Regions from separate parts of the Homo sapiens genome. Here region 1 is linked to region 2. A link is an interaction called in ENCODE POLR2A ChIA-PET data of the cell type or tissue named here. Cell type or tissue: A673. All regions are shown on one strand.

Evidence for each region. ChIA-PET counts read pairs that join two places held together with the same protein. Peaks named below come from ENCODE experiments on the same cell type or tissue, not always from the same donor. Only the 100,000 strongest peaks of a DNase experiment are listed, where the experiment ranks them.
Region 1: POLR2A ChIA-PET joins it to region 2 with 11 read pairs; 4 of 35 experiments call an interaction of 5 or more read pairs at or near these places.

Annotation. Positions count from the first base shown.
Region 1 is chr7:100,351,885-100,359,884 of GRCh38, reverse strand. PILRB (paired immunoglobin like type 2 receptor beta) reads right to left here and starts at 1,768. Exons shown (of 4, transcript NM_178238.4): 1 at 1,519-1,768; 2 at 806-1,195; 3 at 348-548. The coding sequence starts at 1,582. It overlaps STAG3L5P-PVRIG2P-PILRB (STAG3L5P-PVRIG2P-PILRB readthrough), which reads right to left. Exons shown (of 17, transcript NR_036570.1): 7 at 7,407-7,623; 8 at 6,971-7,321; 9 at 6,762-6,888; 10 at 6,615-6,675; 11 at 6,402-6,512; 12 at 4,645-4,742; 13 at 3,002-3,135; 14 at 1,519-1,665; 15 at 806-986; 16 at 348-548. It overlaps MIR6840 (microRNA 6840), which reads right to left and starts at 3,234; the gene lies at 3,164-3,234. It also overlaps the pseudogene PVRIG2P. In A673, no CTCF peak of the experiment used is centred here; no DNase peak of the experiment used is centred here.
Region 2 is chr7:100,087,966-100,095,965 of GRCh38, reverse strand. COPS6 (COP9 signalosome subunit 6) reads right to left here and starts at 6,997. Exons shown (of 10, transcript NM_006833.5): 1 at 6,900-6,997; 2 at 6,551-6,676; 3 at 6,220-6,351; 4 at 5,479-5,567; 5 at 5,312-5,374; 6 at 5,017-5,064; 7 at 4,814-4,928; 8 at 4,636-4,728; 9 at 4,446-4,546; 10 at 3,779-4,317. The coding sequence starts at 6,975. The coding sequence ends at 4,177. It overlaps MCM7 (minichromosome maintenance complex component 7), which reads left to right. Exons shown (of 15, transcript NM_005916.5): 11 at 1-192; 12 at 496-579; 13 at 1,625-1,793; 14 at 2,565-2,674; 15 at 2,833-3,238. The coding sequence ends at 3,034. MIR25 (microRNA 25) reads left to right here and starts at 2,323; the gene lies at 2,323-2,406. It overlaps MIR93 (microRNA 93), which reads left to right and starts at 2,119; the gene lies at 2,119-2,198. It also overlaps MIR106B. RefSeq lists enhancers at 1-465, 4,246-4,540, 5,400-6,599, 6,106-6,797 and a silencer at 6,948-7,137. In A673, no CTCF peak of the experiment used is centred here; DNase peaks (open chromatin) are centred at 4,415, 5,195 and 7,045; H3K4me3 peaks cover 1,563 bases; H3K27ac peaks cover 5,191 bases.

The DNA of each region.
Region 1 (8,000 bases), 260 kb before region 2:
TGCCCAGCTAATTTTTGTATTTTTAGTAGACATGGGGTGTCACCATGTTGGCCAGGATGGTCTTGATCTCTTGGCCTTGTGATCCACCTGCCTTGGGCTCCCAAAGTGCTGGGATTACAGGCATGAGCCACCGCGCCCAGGCTGGGGGTTCTCACATGTGACCCTGCACCACCCCACTGCAGGAGGCCCCCGAGATGCAGACGCCCCAGCACAGGCCAGAGTCGGCCTTGGTGGGCTTGAGGGGAGCCAGCAGGGTCTGCATATTTCTGAAGTCCCTTAGCTGCAGGTGGGCTCAGAGAAACCCCCAGCTGGGAAGCTTGAGGAGACAGTGCGTTCTGGGCACTTACCTTTCCTTCTCCTCCACCACAGGAGGAGGAGGCACAGCAGTCCCAAAATGACAGTTTTGAGCACAGCGACAGCCAATGCAACCCTGATGGCAGTGTCCAGACTTAGGTGCCATGATTCTGAGTGCCCTTTGCTTTCTGTGACCCTGAGGCCGGCTATGGTGGTTGTGCTGCTGGGCCTCCAGGTGGTGGTGGTTGTGACAGCTGGAAGAGATGAGGAATGAGCAGACCCTCTTCTGGGGGTGTGGGGCGTCTGGATGAAAGGCATGGTGTGCTGCTTTCTAGATTGGGGACATTCAGGATGAGCAAGCTGCTCTCAGAAGCCCAGACATGGAAGGGGTAGCAAGGTGAAATGCTAACAGCTCTCAATCCAGACCACTGGGTTTAAATGTGAAGACATCAGTGGTCACCAAAACCCTCACTGCGGTGGGCAAGGCAGGTGTCAGGGCAGCTGGACTCACCCTGGGTGATGGTGAGTTTGGTCCCCTTGATGGACTGCAACTGCTGCCTCCCTGATCTCCGGGTGTCCAGCTCGACTCGGCAGAAATACACAGACTGGTCCTCCTTCCGCAGGTTTGAGATCCTGAGGAAGCCGCTCTCCTGACCCTCTGTCCAGTTCAGAAAGAGCCGGTTCACATAATCCTTGTGAATGGAAGGCGGCCTTGTGCTGTAGAAGGACTGCCCGTGGAAGTGGCCCCGTCTCCAGGATATTCTCACGTTGGGAACTATGGCTAACTCCCAGGGGTAATAGAAGGAGAAGGGGATTTCCACAGAGCCACCCATGGAGGCTGAGAGGTGTTTTGGTTGAGTGACCCCATAAAGGTAGCTTGGACCAGATCCTGTGGAGCCACCTAGAGGAAGGAGGGAGTGAGTGGGGGAGAGACCTTGAAACCACCTCAGGACACAAAGAGGGTGACCCCAGACCCTCCCACACCTTCACCCACAGGCAGTCGTGTGACAGGTGGCTGGACTGACCTCTGGCCTGGGTCTCCCACTCTTCAGGCATGGGGGAGGGTGGAGGGGGAAGAGATGGCGGCACCCACCCCTATGGGACCCGCCCTTGTTTGCTGGAGGTGGGAGCCTGGCCCCTGCCCCAGATGTTCTGCCTTTGTCTTGGGTTGGCCCCTCCTGTGGTTTGGGCAGAGACCATACCTGGGCGGTCCTGGGTACTCACCAGGCTGCAGAAATGCTGGCGGCTGCAGCAGGAGCAGCAGGGGCAGCAGCAGGGGCCGACCCATGGCCTTGTTCTTCTCCAGGGGACGGGGAGACCAGCAGAGCTGTCCAGGCAGGAGAGGGGCCCTGTGGAGGGGCTGCCTGAGGGCTGAGGTGAGTGGGGAGAGCCAGGGTGAGGCTCCCCAGAGGGCTGTGGGGGCCGGGGACCTTCCCCAAACCAGTACACCTCCAGGGTGACCAGCACTTCCTTTATCCATCTGGCTTCTTATTGCAAAAGGGCCTTAGGTGCCTTTTTATCCCTTGCCTAATTGCTCCGGCCAGGACTTCAAATCCTTTTTTTTTTTTTTTTTTTAGTAGAGATGGGGTTTTGCCATGTTGGCCAGGGTGGTCTCACACTCATAGGCTCAAGTAATCTGCCCGCCTCAGCCTCCAAAAGTGCTGGGATTACAGGCGTGAGCCACTGTGCCCGGCCTGACTTCAAATCCTGTGTTGAATAGAAGTAGTGAGAGCGGGCATCCTTCTCTTGTTCCTGATCTTGGAGGCAAAGATTTCAGTCTTTCATCTAAAATGACTGAAAGACTTTCAGCCATGGGCCTTGCATGACTGGCCTTTATTTTGTTGCAGTACATTCCTTCTCTTCCTGGTTTGTGGAGTGTTTTACCAGGAAAGGGTGTTCAGGCTGGGCACAGTGGCTCAAGTCACACAAAAGTGTCAAGTCAGCCCTGCCCAAGGGCCCCAGTGCCCATCTTCCTGCTGAGGGGCTGGGCCTCACCTTGGCTGGCTGGGCCCCTCCCACCTGGATCCCTGCAGACCCCACCGCACTCAGCCTCACTTCTCATCCCTTTCTCTGTCCAAGGCCAGCGCAGGCTCTTTCAGGGAGAGGAAAGGCGGGCCTGAGTCTGTGCTCTGCTGCACCCCAGATTCAGTCCTCAGAGAGGAGAAGGAGGAAGCCAGTGGAGGTCACAGGCGCTCAGCCCCCAGCCCAAGCACCAGAGCCCCCAGCTTGTCCTCTGTCCCTCTCCCTCCCTGGCAGGGGCTCCCATGCAGTCCCCAGGCACCACCACAGCCCAGCTGGCCTCTTCCCACCCCAGGCCTGCTCCCTTGGTGCAGGGACCACAGTCTTGCTCAAGGGGTGAGGGGGCTGACGGTCCCCTACACAGAGACTGGTCCCTCTCGAGGCCACCCCTTGACCCCCAGACATGAGACTGGATCTGCAGGGTCCCCTCTGACCTCCCTGCCCTACACAGGAGGGGACAGAGCTTGGAGAAGCCCTGTCCCAGGCCACATGACTTGCAGGGCAGTCCCAGGACTGGAGCCCCCTCTACCTGGATCTCTGGGCCTCAACTTCTGAGTTGCAGGAACTCAGGCATAGGGGAGCCCCAGGAGGTTGTTCCCTCATACAGCCCCTCAGGTCATTCCCTCCACACACCTGAGCCTATGGCTGAACCAGGAAGGTTCCTTGGTGCCAGGGCAGCTGGACTCACCCTGGGTGATGGTGAGGTGGGTCCCCTTGATGGACTGCCACGACAGCCTCCCTGATCTGTATGTCCAGCTGGACTTGGCAGAAGTACACAGACTGGTCCTCCTTCCGCAGGTTCGAGATCCTGAGGAAGCCTCCCTGAGGAAGTGAAGGCTCAGAGCAACAGTGGGCACCCCGCACAAAGTCCTGGGCCCGTCTCTAACAGGGGATCTGCAGGTCTTTGCCCGGGGGTGGTCACTGGAGCTTTGGTGACCCACAGGGCTCCCTCCATAGGAGGCTCTGCCCATCCTCTCCAGAGTAAGGTGGCATCAGCTGAGGGGCCGTGGGGACAGGAAGGCAGGATTTCACCAGAGGAAGTGATAACAATCTTCTTGAGACAGAAGCAGGCAGGGACAGGCCTCCCTTCTCTTGTCAGTCTCTTCCCTGGTCCCAGTAGGCTCCTCTGTGCTTCCCAGGGCCAGTCAGGCCGATCCACCCTCCTTCCCTTCACAGGTCTGAGGAAACAGGCTCCCCATGCTCAGGAAACCCCTCCGTCTGAGCCAGGCCCTATACACCTCATTCTCCTTGTTCAACCCACAGGGAAACTGAGGCACCGGGGCTTTGGACTGAACTGGTCCCACCTGCAAAGGTGGGCCGAAAAGAGGACAAGGGACCCCCTGGCTGTTTGGGCAAGGCCTCAAGAGGGTGGCCCACCCTGCCTGAGGACTTTTTGTTTTTTTTTTTTGAGATGGATTCTCGCTGTGTTGCCCAGGCTGGAGTGCAATGGTGTGATCTTGGCTCACGGTAACCTCTGCTTCCTGGGTTCAAGTAATTCTCCTGCCTCAGCCTTCCAAGTAGCTGGGAATTACAGGTGTGTGCCACCACACCCAGCTAATTTTTATATTTTTAGTAGAGACAGGGTTTCACCATGTTGGCCAGGCTGGTCTCAAACTCCTGGCCTCAAGTGATCTGCCCACCTCAGCCTCCCAAAGTGCTGGGATTATAGGCATGGGATACAACACCCAGCCACTGAGGACTGACTCTTCGTTCCATTCCTGCCTTGCCCGTGGCCCATGGGACCCAGCTAGAAGGTCACCTGCTTACCAGGCTGCCCAAGGAGGGGGCCACATAGAACTTTTAGCCAACAGCCTCTGGGTAGCTCTGGAGGGTACATACTCCCCAGGGGCCTCAGGCCCGGTACCGCCACGTGCATTCTCCTTAGATGCAAGGTGCGTGTTTATGTCACTTTCCGGGCTCTGGACCCAGCTGAACCCCCATGGGAGATTCCTTTTGTGTCAGGATTTCTGCTCTGGAATGGTGTGAGGCCTCCCGGATGGTTCATCCTCCCTCCCCCAACAGCAGTGACAGGGCCTGGGGCTAAGCCTGGGGCTGTGGCTCTCTCTCAGAGGGGGGTTTTGGGAGGCACCGGCCCTGGAGGAGGGCATGATTCCAACATGGGCAGAGTCTAAATCCAGCCCGTTAGCCCAGCAGGTGGCCATGGGAGAGGCATGGGATGCAGTGTTCAGCAGAGGCAGGGAGGGGGCCAGGACCCTGCCCATTTTGAGAACTGCTGCTTGTATGTCCCCACCTTCCCCCAACAACTATCCTCCTTTCCTCACCAGCCACGTCTATGCCTGCCCCAGCCCCTTGCCCCTCCTTGGCACCCACCTTGTTCTTGCTTTCCCCTTGAGATCAGGAATGAGGCACAGATGTCTGCTCTCACTGCCTCCCTTCACGGTACTGGAGTCCTAGCCAGCGCGCTATGCCTGAAGGGAAATACAAGTGCTCTGTGTCTTCTTCAATTCTGTATTGATCTATTTGGCCTCCACCCATCACAGGGCCCATATTATCTATATTTCCTGCATTCTTGGCCTCTTTTTAGTGGGGGACATGGTCTCGCTCTGCCTGTAGGTGGGACTATAGGCACGCACCACAGTTCTCCCCTAATTTTCTTTTTTGCAGAGACGTGGTGTCACTGTTACCCAGGCTGGCCTCAATCTCCCAGGCTCAAGGCATCCTCTCAGTGTGCTGGGATTACACATATGAGCCACAGGGCTGAGCCCCTTGTACATTGCCAATGCTCTGGCATCTGGTGCCTCACTGACTAGGGAGAGACTCCCCCTCCCAGGGGTAGCTGACTGTAAAATTTTTACATCAACTTATTAAATCAGCTGGTCAATTTTGACCCAGAGCCATGCTGAAATTTTGATTAAGAAGCTCCTATTCAGGCGGGGCACCGTGGCTCAAGTCTGTAATCTCAGCACTTTGGGAGGCCAAGGTGGGTGGATCACCTGAGGTCAGGAGTTCGAGACCAGCCCAGCCAAACATGGTGAAACCCGTCTCTACTGAAAAAAAAAAAAAAAATACAAAAATTAGCGGACACGATGGTGCACATCCGTAGTCCCAGCTACTCGGGAGGCTGACGCAGGAGAATCACTAGAACCCGGGAGGTGGAGGTTGAAGTAAGCCAAGATCGTGCCAATGCACTCCAGCCTGGGTGACAGAGCAAGGCTCTGAAATCCAGCCAGATTTCAGGCAAGTCCTCCTACTTTCCAGCCCTGCCTGATGCCAGCTGTGGAAGGAGGGCATCAGGACTCTAGCCCAGGCCACAGCAGGGAGCCCGGCAGAGGGACGCCAGGTCAAATCACAGGGACTTTTCTCAGGCTGAAGCCCCAGGAACCCTTGCTGCTGTCCTAGGACATGGTGGGATTGCAGCAGGGACCATCCCGCTGGGATCCCCCAATTCTGTCTAGGAAGCCACAGGTGTCCCTCAGGAAGCTCCCCCAACCCCCCGCCACCCCAAGAAGCCAGGACAGATCTCTAAGACTGGGACACTGCCCTCTCCCTGGGCCAAACCCAGCCCTGCAAGGAGGCCCCAACCCACTCTGGTTCTCACCTGGCTTCTGCCTCCCAGGGGTGGAGACTTCCTCCCCAATCTCTTCACCCCCAAAGAAGCACAGCCAAGGCCCATGTCAGAGGAACTGTGTTGCTGACTTAGTCACAGCAGGAAACGACTGGAATGGGGTACTGTTGCTCACACACTCACACCTGTGCCCACACACACCCACACATGCACACACACAGACCACATCTGCAGCAGGTGGGCCTGGCCAGGCACCTGTGGGACACTTATTAGAGGCCCAAGAATAACGTAAGGGGGTGGCACCCAGGAGGCCTGGGAAGGGGAAAGCCCAGTGGCCTCATGGTCTCTCTCATTGAACTCCTAAGGGTCCCTCCATGGCCCTGGGCCCCAAGGGTCAGGGAAAAGAGTGAGGCCAGGACCAGTGCAGGGAGGCCTCTGCCCAGCCTAAGCGTAGAGTCCATTCTCAACAGAGACAAAGCTGCCATGTGCAGGGATGGATGTGGAGGCCCAGGCAGCAGGGCCCTGGGGCCAGTGTGCGGTGTGGGTGGGGAGTGATGCCCACCAGGACGGCCCCCTGTCGGGGGTGAGCTGTGTCCAAAGTAGCTGGGCAGCAGCTGGTGTTGATAGTGGCATAAGGGACGTGGAGAGCAGCCTGGGAGGCCTGGCTGGGTGCCTGCGCGGGGGAAGGAGGATCAAGTGAGTCTGTACAGCTTGGGCCCAGCCCTGGCCCCCCCTACCCCTGCCACCTCATCCCCAAAGCAGCCCCCCTCCTCACCCATGCTCGTGCTCTCAGTGCCTAGGAGCTGGTGTGGGATGGCTGGAGCCTAGGGGCAGGGCTGGGAGAGAGCAAGGATGGTCAGAGCTCTGCACGGCATGTGGCCAGCCCAGTGTCAGGGGGACGTGGACAGGGCCCAGGTCTCACCGGTGCTTCTGTCGGCACAGCAGATGAAGGAGGTAGCCACAGTCAAAGAGAAGGACTCCTGAGACCCCCAAGATCCCGGCCAGGTCTGCCCGCAGAATGGGGGCAGGAGTCGGCGGGACAGAGAGCCCTGGGCACAGAGGCAAGAATCAGATGGATGGCCAGTTCCCGAGCCCCTCCCTGCCCTCCTGGACCCCTCACCCCGGCCCCACCTGGGTCTGAGCTGGGCGGGAGGCTCCCACAGGCCTCCCAGGAGCCCTCAGGGAAGGACGCAAACTTGCAGCAGAAGGTGGTGTTGGCGCAGGGGCTGCTGGCCCCAGAGCCTTCCAGGATGAGAGAGATGCTGCTCTGGGTTTCCCAGCGGGCCTGGCGAGCAGGGGCCCATTGCTGGATGCCAAGTTCCGGGTGCAACACAGCCAGCGTGGTCCCCCCAGCACCATCGGGGCCCCCCCTGCTCACAGTCACCAGGGAGATGGAGCCAGACTCCAGGAACCCACAACGGATGGTGAAGGACGAGAGCTCGGTGGCCTCCATCCGAACTTGTACTCACACCTCCGGGGTCCCTGTGGAACAGCAGCAAGGTGGGTGGGCTGTCGTCCTACATCACCCTCCCTGCAGCCCCTGCCCCTCTCTGGTGCCGGCACTCACCTGCAGTGACACGCAGGGTCAGCAGCACCCAGGGCAGGGCCAGGGTCCGGCGCCCCATGGCCCCCTCCAGTCCGGGTTCTGGGGGCTGCAGGGCCGGCACCTGTGCCTCTGTTCTCATCGCAGGAAGTCTTCATGTTGTCAGCAGCCAAACAGCCACTTCCTTCTCTCCTCTCACACCTTCCCCAGAGGTGGTGAGCACAAAGTGGCTGATTCCCTTCTTAAAGTGACAGTGAGGGCCTGCTCAGTCCCCAAGGCTGTGCTTCCAGGTAACAAGGCAGGGCGGCACAGGTGGGTGAGAACTCAACCCTGGCTAGGCCTGGGGAGGCCAGGGGAGGGGCAGAGAAGCTGTCAGGGGCTAGAAGGACTCCCCTTCCCTGGACAGCAGGGGGTGCCGGGCTTCCCTAGGAAAGGGCTCTGTCCTGCCCCTCACCCAGCTAAGGAATCTGGGAGGAGAAAGCCCCTGGGAGTGGGAAGCCAGCAGGGAGGACCTGAGAGCCACCCCAGCATGCATGACCCACCACCAATCTGACGTGGGTCCCACGCTTAAACCTGCAACCCAGGCCTCCCCCACAACCCCCAGCCTGGCTCGCCCAC
Region 2 (8,000 bases):
CATTGCCAAGGCCGGCATTCTCACCACACTCAATGCCCGCTGCTCCATCCTGGCTGCCGCCAACCCTGCCTACGGGCGCTACAACCCTCGCCGCAGCCTGGAGCAGAACATACAGCTACCTGCTGCACTGCTCTCCCGGTTTGACCTCCTCTGGCTGATTCAGGACCGGCCCGACCGAGACAATGACCTACGGTGAATGAAGCTCAACACCCAAAGAGAGGTCCCCTGTAATGATCTGTGTAGGGAGGAGGAGAGGTGAATCAGAAAACAAATTCCACGCTCCTGGAAACCCCAGAGCCTCCCCTTTGCAGCAGGGGCTGGTCCATGGTTCTCAGGGAAATGGTGGGTTGGGGCTGAAATGCTGATGAGGATTTCCCGGGAAAGCTTGTCCCTCCTACACTGTGAGGAAGTGGCAGAGCCAAAGGAGGGACACCTAAGAGGACATGGGTGCGTAGCCCTAAAAAGGGTGTTCCTTCTAACCTTCCCTCTGTCCAGGTTGGCCCAGCACATCACCTATGTGCACCAGCACAGCCGGCAGCCCCCCTCCCAGTTTGAACCTCTGGACATGAAGCTCATGAGGTAGGAGAGCTGGGTGCGGGTGGGCAAACGTTGGCGTGGGCCGTGCGAGCCTCCTGAAAAAGTGCTTATTAGTCTTAGGGTGTGTGTTTTTCACACCACCACTTCCCGCTACAGACATGTCCAGAGCCTCAGATCAGCTTTTAAGTGGAAAATTCCACACTTCATATCATAGGGACACAGGAAATTTTGTTTCCTACACTATTTATTTTTTTTGAGACGAAGTCTTGCTCTGTCACCCAGGCTGGAGTGTAGTGATCTCAGCTCTCTGCAACCTCTGCCTCCCAGATTCAAGCGATTCTCCTGCCTCAGCCTCCTGAGTAGCTGGGATTACAGGCGCACGCCACCACGCCTGGTTAATTTTTTGTATTTTAGTAGAGAGCAGTTTCACCATGTTGGCCAGGATGCCCACCTCTGCCTCCCAAAGTGCTGGGATTACAGGCATGAACCACTGCTCCTGGCCCACAAAAATATTTTTAATAAAATTACCTTCAGGTTATGTGTATCAGTTGTATATGAAATACAGGTGAATTTCATGTTTAGACTGGAGTCCCATCCCCAAGCTATCTCATGCATATGCAAATACTCCAAAATTTAAAGTTTAAAACACCTGCTCCCAGGCATTCTGGATGATAATCTCTATCGCTATTTTCCCATGAGCCTCCAGTGTTCTTTCCGGTTTTTACTCCCTTTTAAATATTCTGTAAACAGTTCTCTTTAAATAAAATATATGTTTTGCCATGTCATGCGCTCAGAGGAGGGGTCTGGATCCTCTCTTAATGACAGACGGATTTGTCTTACAAAGGCCATTTTCCCGAAAAAAATAGGAAATAACTTGGAGGATACTGGTGGGGGCTATACGTTTGGTGAAATCCATCAGTGATATTCAAGCCAAGCAAATAATCACCCACTAATTTGTGTTTTCCACTTAAAATTCTTGGAGGGGACCATGTTAAATGGGGAGCCCTGGTACAGAAAACAACATGGGCTCATATTCACTCCCTTCCCCATCTCCCTCTTCTGCTTCCCCATGAACCTTCCCCCACAGGCGTTACATAGCCATGTGCCGCGAGAAGCAGCCCATGGTGCCAGAGTCTCTGGCTGACTACATCACAGCAGCATACGTGGAGATGAGGCGAGAGGCTTGGGCTAGTAAGGATGCCACCTATACTTCTGCCCGGACCCTGCTGGCTATCCTGCGCCTTTCCACTGCTCTGGTAAGTGCCCAAATTGCTGGAGGGCCATCTGTTTTGACCCTTAAAGGGGTAGCTCCTTACCGTGCTCTCATTGCCGCCTCCCCACCTCCCGCTCCAGCCCTGCCGGGGCTAAAGTGCTGACAGTGCAGATAGTGGTCCTCTCCGTGCTACCGCACTGTGGGTACTTGCTGCTCCAGCAGGGCACGCACAGCGTCCGTGGAGGGAAAGGCCTTTTCCCCACTTCTTAACCTTCACTGAGAGGGTGGTTGGGGTCTGTTTCACTCCATGTGTCCTAGATCCTGTGCTACAGACCTTCCTTTCTGTCCTCCCGTCTTGGACCTCAGTCCTGGGGGCTCCAAAGTGCTGTTCGTGCAGGTAGTGTGATTACCCAACCTACTGCTGAGCTAGCACTTCCCGAGCCCCCGGGACACGTTCTCTCTGCCAATTGTCTTCTTGGCTGAGCTCCCCAAGCTCCATCTGTCATGCTGGGGAGCCCAGTGGCGTTCAAAAGGGTCTGGTCTCCCTCACAGGACAGCTGAACTCCGGGACTGGCCAGTGTTGAGAGGCGGAGACTTGGGCAATTGCTGGACGCTGCCCTGGGCATTGCACTTGTCTCGGTCTGACAGTGCCGGCCCAACACTGCGGATGCTGGGGGGAGGGGGGATTCCACTCCTGTTTTGTGAGTAGGCGACCCATGGGCTGCCCAGCCTTAAAGCCAGAACAAGGGTGTCCCCTGACCTCGTTCCACTGCCCTCCTCCCGTTCCCATCTTTCCCCCCTACCTTCCCCTTAGGCACGTCTGAGAATGGTGGATGTGGTGGAGAAAGAAGATGTGAATGAAGCCATCAGGCTAATGGAGATGTCAAAGGACTCTCTTCTAGGAGACAAGGGGCAGACAGCTAGGTGAGTGGTTTAGTGAAGGACAAAGCTGTGTCACTTTGTCTTCTGTGGCCATGTGTCTGAGGTTGGCCTCAATTCTAACACTGGCCACCATTGTTCTCTGTTGATGTCGAGCATTCCTGTTTGTATCCTGACCTTACACACCCACTCATTTCCTTCAGGACTCAGAGACCAGCAGATGTGATATTTGCCACCGTCCGTGAACTGGTCTCAGGGGGCCGAAGTGTCCGGTTCTCTGAGGCAGAGCAGCGCTGTGTATCTCGTGGCTTCACACCCGCCCAGTTCCAGGCGGCTCTGGATGAATATGAGGAGCTCAATGTCTGGCAGGTCAATGCTTCCCGGACACGGATCACTTTTGTCTGATTCCAGCCTGCTTGCAACCCTGGGGTCCTCTTGTTCCCTGCTGGCCTGCCCCTTGGGAAGGGGCAGTGATGCCTTTGAGGGGAAGGAGGAGCCCCTCTTTCTCCCATGCTGCACTTACTCCTTTTGCTAATAAAAGTGTTTGTAGATTGTCATCTTCTAGCCTGGGCCTGACTTCCATTAAAACAGGGTTTTGTGCGTTTTTTAGATTCCTGTTCGTTTTTATGCTATTTCATCCACTCAGTAAATTACCTGAGTAAAGTGCATCTCCCTGCCAGGCCCCCAGTATAGACACTGGGGATGCGGCAAGGACTAAGCGGTCCCTGCTGTTTGGAGATACTTAAGATGGGGCTCCACTTTTTGAGCCCCCCGACTCCCTTATTTGGTCTTATACTGCCTGTGTGCAAGTCAGGCTCTGGGGATATGGCGCCAGTATGAAATGCAGGGTCTCTTGGTTTTTCCCCTTTTCTAGCAGACAGGTCATTACTTAGTTCCCAACTCCCACTCTAAAGCTCTGGTTAGCGGGTGATGAAAATCAGCACAAGTGATCACATACAGCAATCCCAACCTTTAGACCACTTCCTAGCTGCCTCTCCAAAATATGTAGTAAACGGTCATTGAGAAACTCTCCCTCCTGGTAATTCACAGTGCCCACAGGATCAAGGCTTGGACTTCTTTCTAATAAAAATCTGCTTACTATCCCTTCTTTTTTGCGTATGTGAAAAACAAGTTAATTTAGCTCAGGAAAGTAGTCAATTATCATGTTTATAAGGTTGGGTGGGCTAGGTAAGATGATGTAGAGGGTGACATTAAAGTGTAGAACAGAGACCACTTAGGTGGAAGCAGGCAGCCTTGGACTTTGCTAAAGACCAGTCCATGTGACTGACATGGGGTCACTTCAAATGGTAGTGCCTCCCTCACTGAAGAGCATCAGAAGGGCTTCTGAGCAAGGCCAGAATGAGCCTCGATGAACATCCAAGTTGACCAACCAGTGTGGTGCCTAACAGAGGACAGAGCCACCAGCAGGGGTGCTCAGGGGCTGCTCCCCTTTTATTAATGACAGCGGTTTCTCTCAAGGAAGTGTAGTGCCCTCCCCTTTGGGATAGTTGCCTGACCCCTGTCCATCAGCCCTTCAAGTACCCTCATCAGAAAAAGAGCCCGCGCATTCTCCTGCCGATGCCTTGTCGGTCGTAGAGGACATTGAACTTGTTCACAAACTGGTTCATGGTGTTGCACGTTTTGGTGATGGTGCCGAGGTAGGCCATGAGCCCCACGTCGTTGCATTGCTGGGAGGGAACAGAAAGGACCAGTTCCTCGGGATCCCTCGTGGCATGCCCGGGGAACAACAGTCCCCAGTCCTGCACGTGAAAGTGACAGCATAAGCCCCGCCTCCCCATCCGGGTTTTACACTCACATCATAAAAATCTGTCTTGAACTTGTCTGTGCTGAGCACCGGGAGACAGTGACACAGAGCATAGGCCTCCCGCAGGATCTCATGATTAAAGGGGACCTCTCCTAAAGGCACAAAAAGAGACTACATTAGTTTGGATGCTGTCACTTCCCCAGGAGGGAGAGGAAGAATGCCAGGGAAGCCCCTGTCCTACCCGCTTCAGAGGCCTTGACGTACTCCAAGATGAGCTTGACGCGGCTGTGCAGCATCTTGATGGCGCTGTGCTGTGCTATCAGGTGTTCAGCCACTGCAAGGGGATGAGGACAGGAGGAGGTTGAGACGGGATGTGGCCACACCTTCCAACCCCACTTCCAAGGAATCCCCTCCATTACCAGTGGAGTTCTCTCCACTGCCTGTTGCTGTCATTCGGGCTACGTGGTCTACACCAATGCGTTCCGCTTCCTCTGTGGCCAGAGTGTAGGTCAGCTCAGCAAACAGCATTGTGGCCTACAGGGCAAGGTAACCCACAAAGGGAGAATCAAAAGCAGGAAAGAGGCCAAGAGCAGGATCTGAGGGTTGAAGGGTAGGGTATTACCTCTCCATTGATTATATCAATGACAGACTCAAAAACGCTGACAGGAAGCTGTGAAGGAGACGGAGAAACCTGAACACTATATGCCAACATTTGGGCTAGCTGCTTTTACACATTTCCTCTCATCTTCCCAAGAAACCAATGAAGTAGGGATTACCTCCTTTCACAGTTTGGAGATTAAATGACTAAGCCAGAGTCACAGCTGGTAAGTGGCATCTGGCATTCCCCAATAGAGGAGTGTCACACAGTAAAAGGTATAGCGACAATCATGACAGAGTAGGCATGGAGTATTACTCACATCTGTGTGCTTGGTCATAGGGTTCAACTTCAGAAAGAGGGGGCTCTCGATGATCTCACACACCTGGAAGAGAGGGACAATGCACAGGAAGTCAGTGCCCCCTACCTTTCTCCTTCCCCTCATTCTCCATTCTCTGCCCCAGCATGCACAGGTGTGAGCATGCATACCTGCTTATGGACGTGGATGTCCGAGGGGTCAGGTGGCCCCCCTGTGGTATACCAACCCAGAAACTCCAGCTCCTTGAACACCTGTTTAACTAGAGGGGAAGGGGCCAGAACATATAGTAATTCTTTTTTTTTTTTTTTCTGAGACGGAATCTCGCTCTGTTGCCCAGGCTGGAGTGCAGTGGCATGATCTCAGCTCACCACAACCTCCGCCTCCCAGGTTCAAGCAATTCTCCTGCCTCAGCATCCCGCGTAGCTGGGACTACAGGCACGCACCACCATGCCAGACTAATTTTTGTATTTTTAGTAGAGGTGGGGTTTCACTATGTTTGCCAGGCTGGTCTTGAACTCCTGACCTCATGATCCACCCACCTCGGCCTCCCAAAGTGCTGGGATTAGAGGCATGAGTCACTGAGCCCGGCCTGACATAGTAATTCTTTAAACCATCCTTCCTCAATGTGAAGCTCCTGGTGTATTTTCACCAGCTTCTCTCCTCCCTCCTCAAATCCTGGCTCAGTTTAGAATAACTACTCCCTTCTATCCTGTCTCCTCTCATCCTTTGCTTTCTTTTGAGAAAGAACTCTGAACGTTTTCTTTTTCTGAGATCTCTCCAGCTACTCTTCACTTTTTCTCCCCTGTTCTTGGTCTCCTCTCCTGTTTCTTTCCAACCCTCTCCATCTTCCCCACCCTGTACATTTTTTTTTTAACTCCCACTCCTCTTCCCCACATCTATTCCACTCTCACACTGCTCCTCCTTGGTGTAATAATATTCCTTGTCAATGATAATCTTCTCTTCCACGGTGTGGGACAGCAGCTCAAAGGAGTTCATCACCTCGATATTTCGGCCCTCCTGCTTGCCAATCAGAGCCCCAATCACTGGGAAAGAGAATGACATGGAAAAGGTGAGGGTAAAGAAACTTCTATGACCTGAGGGTCTGAGATCAGTGGGAACCATGTATTGGGGAAACGATGATTTGGGGGAGGGGGAATTGGCTCCAGTAGAGGAAGGGGAAAAGACCACTGCCTGGGGGAGGTGAGCAAGGAGAAGAGACTGGAGTCTATGCCCAACACTCACCCTGCACAGGCCGCCCCTCCTGGGAGCGCATGCGGATCCAGTGGTCTGAGATGTTGAGAATGACAAGGGGATGGAGAGCGACGGAAACACTCCCAGTCACTCCGCAGGCCATCACGCTGGGGACTACTAAGGGTGGAGGGAAAGGAGAGAGGGTGAGAGTCCGGGCCCCACGTTCTTCCCTGGAGATGGCAGTGGGGGACGGCGGAGCCCGGGCCACACTTTCCTCCCGTAACTTATCCCAGGGAAAGATGTTGCTGCTCCGCCCTCCTCCCTTCTCCCGGGAGCACAGGGAGGCCTCAACGAACCCCTGAAGGAGGTCTCCGGAAGCCACCCCCGCACGGCCCGTTACCTGCTGCATCCACCTCCATCCCGCTGCTTCCTCCGGTCCCGTTCGTAGCTGCAGCCGCCGCCGCCGCCGCCGCCATTTTCCCCGCGCCCGCCAGCCTCGGCCCCGCCCCCTTCCTTCCCGGCTTCCGTAAGGCGAGCGGCGCATGTTCGGTGTCCCCGCGGCGTGCGGCGGGCCTGGCGTCCGGGGAGCAGGCAGTTCCCGGGTCGCGGCGGGCGGCACTCGGTGCGGGGACGCCCGACGCCCTCTGGGCCTCGGTGCCTAGCGGGTTTTCCCAGACCCTGTCCCCGCCTGTCGCCTGCGGGTGACCTTTGACAAATTAACGACTTGATCGTCCTCGTCTGTGAAATTGGGATAAGAACGCCTAGTTCTTAAGGCTGTTGCAGAAGGAATGACATGTCGTGTTATTTCCCTCACAATAAAATCCAAACAACTAACCACAACCTGCAAGGCCCTGCCTGATCTGGCCCCGGCCTGGCCTCTTCTAGCCCTTGATCTTCAGGCTTCAGCTGCACTGGCCCTCATGTCTGGTGGTGGTGGTGGTTTGTTTTGTTTTGTTTGAGACAGGGTCTCGCTCTGTCGCCCAGGCTGGAGTGCAGTGGCCTGATGTCAGCTCACTGCACCCTCAAACTCCTGGGCTCAAGTGATCCTCCCAGTTCAGCCTCCCGAGTAGCTGGGACTACAGGCGCACCCCACCGCACCCAGCTAATTTTATTATTTGTTTTTATTTTGATAGAGACGGGGGTCTCACTAGGTTGTCCAGGCTGGTCTCCAACTCCCGGGCAGAAGAGATCCTCCATCCTCAGCCTCCCAAAGCACTGGGATTACAGGCATGAGCCACCGCACCCAGCTCTCCGTGTGTTTTTCACATGCTTTAGTTTCCCATTCAAAAGCCTGTGGTTCCTTCTCTTGTTCATCATGGTATCCCCTGTGACCAACACGGTGCCTGACACATTGGAGCCTAGATACTTTTTGAGTGAATGAAGGAATAATTAGGGGTGGAATCTGGTGTTGAGTTAGTTGCTCCATCTTGTGAAAGTTGCAGATACCAGGACAAAATCACATTGTCAGGTCCAAACAAATTGGAGCCATGAGAACACCAAG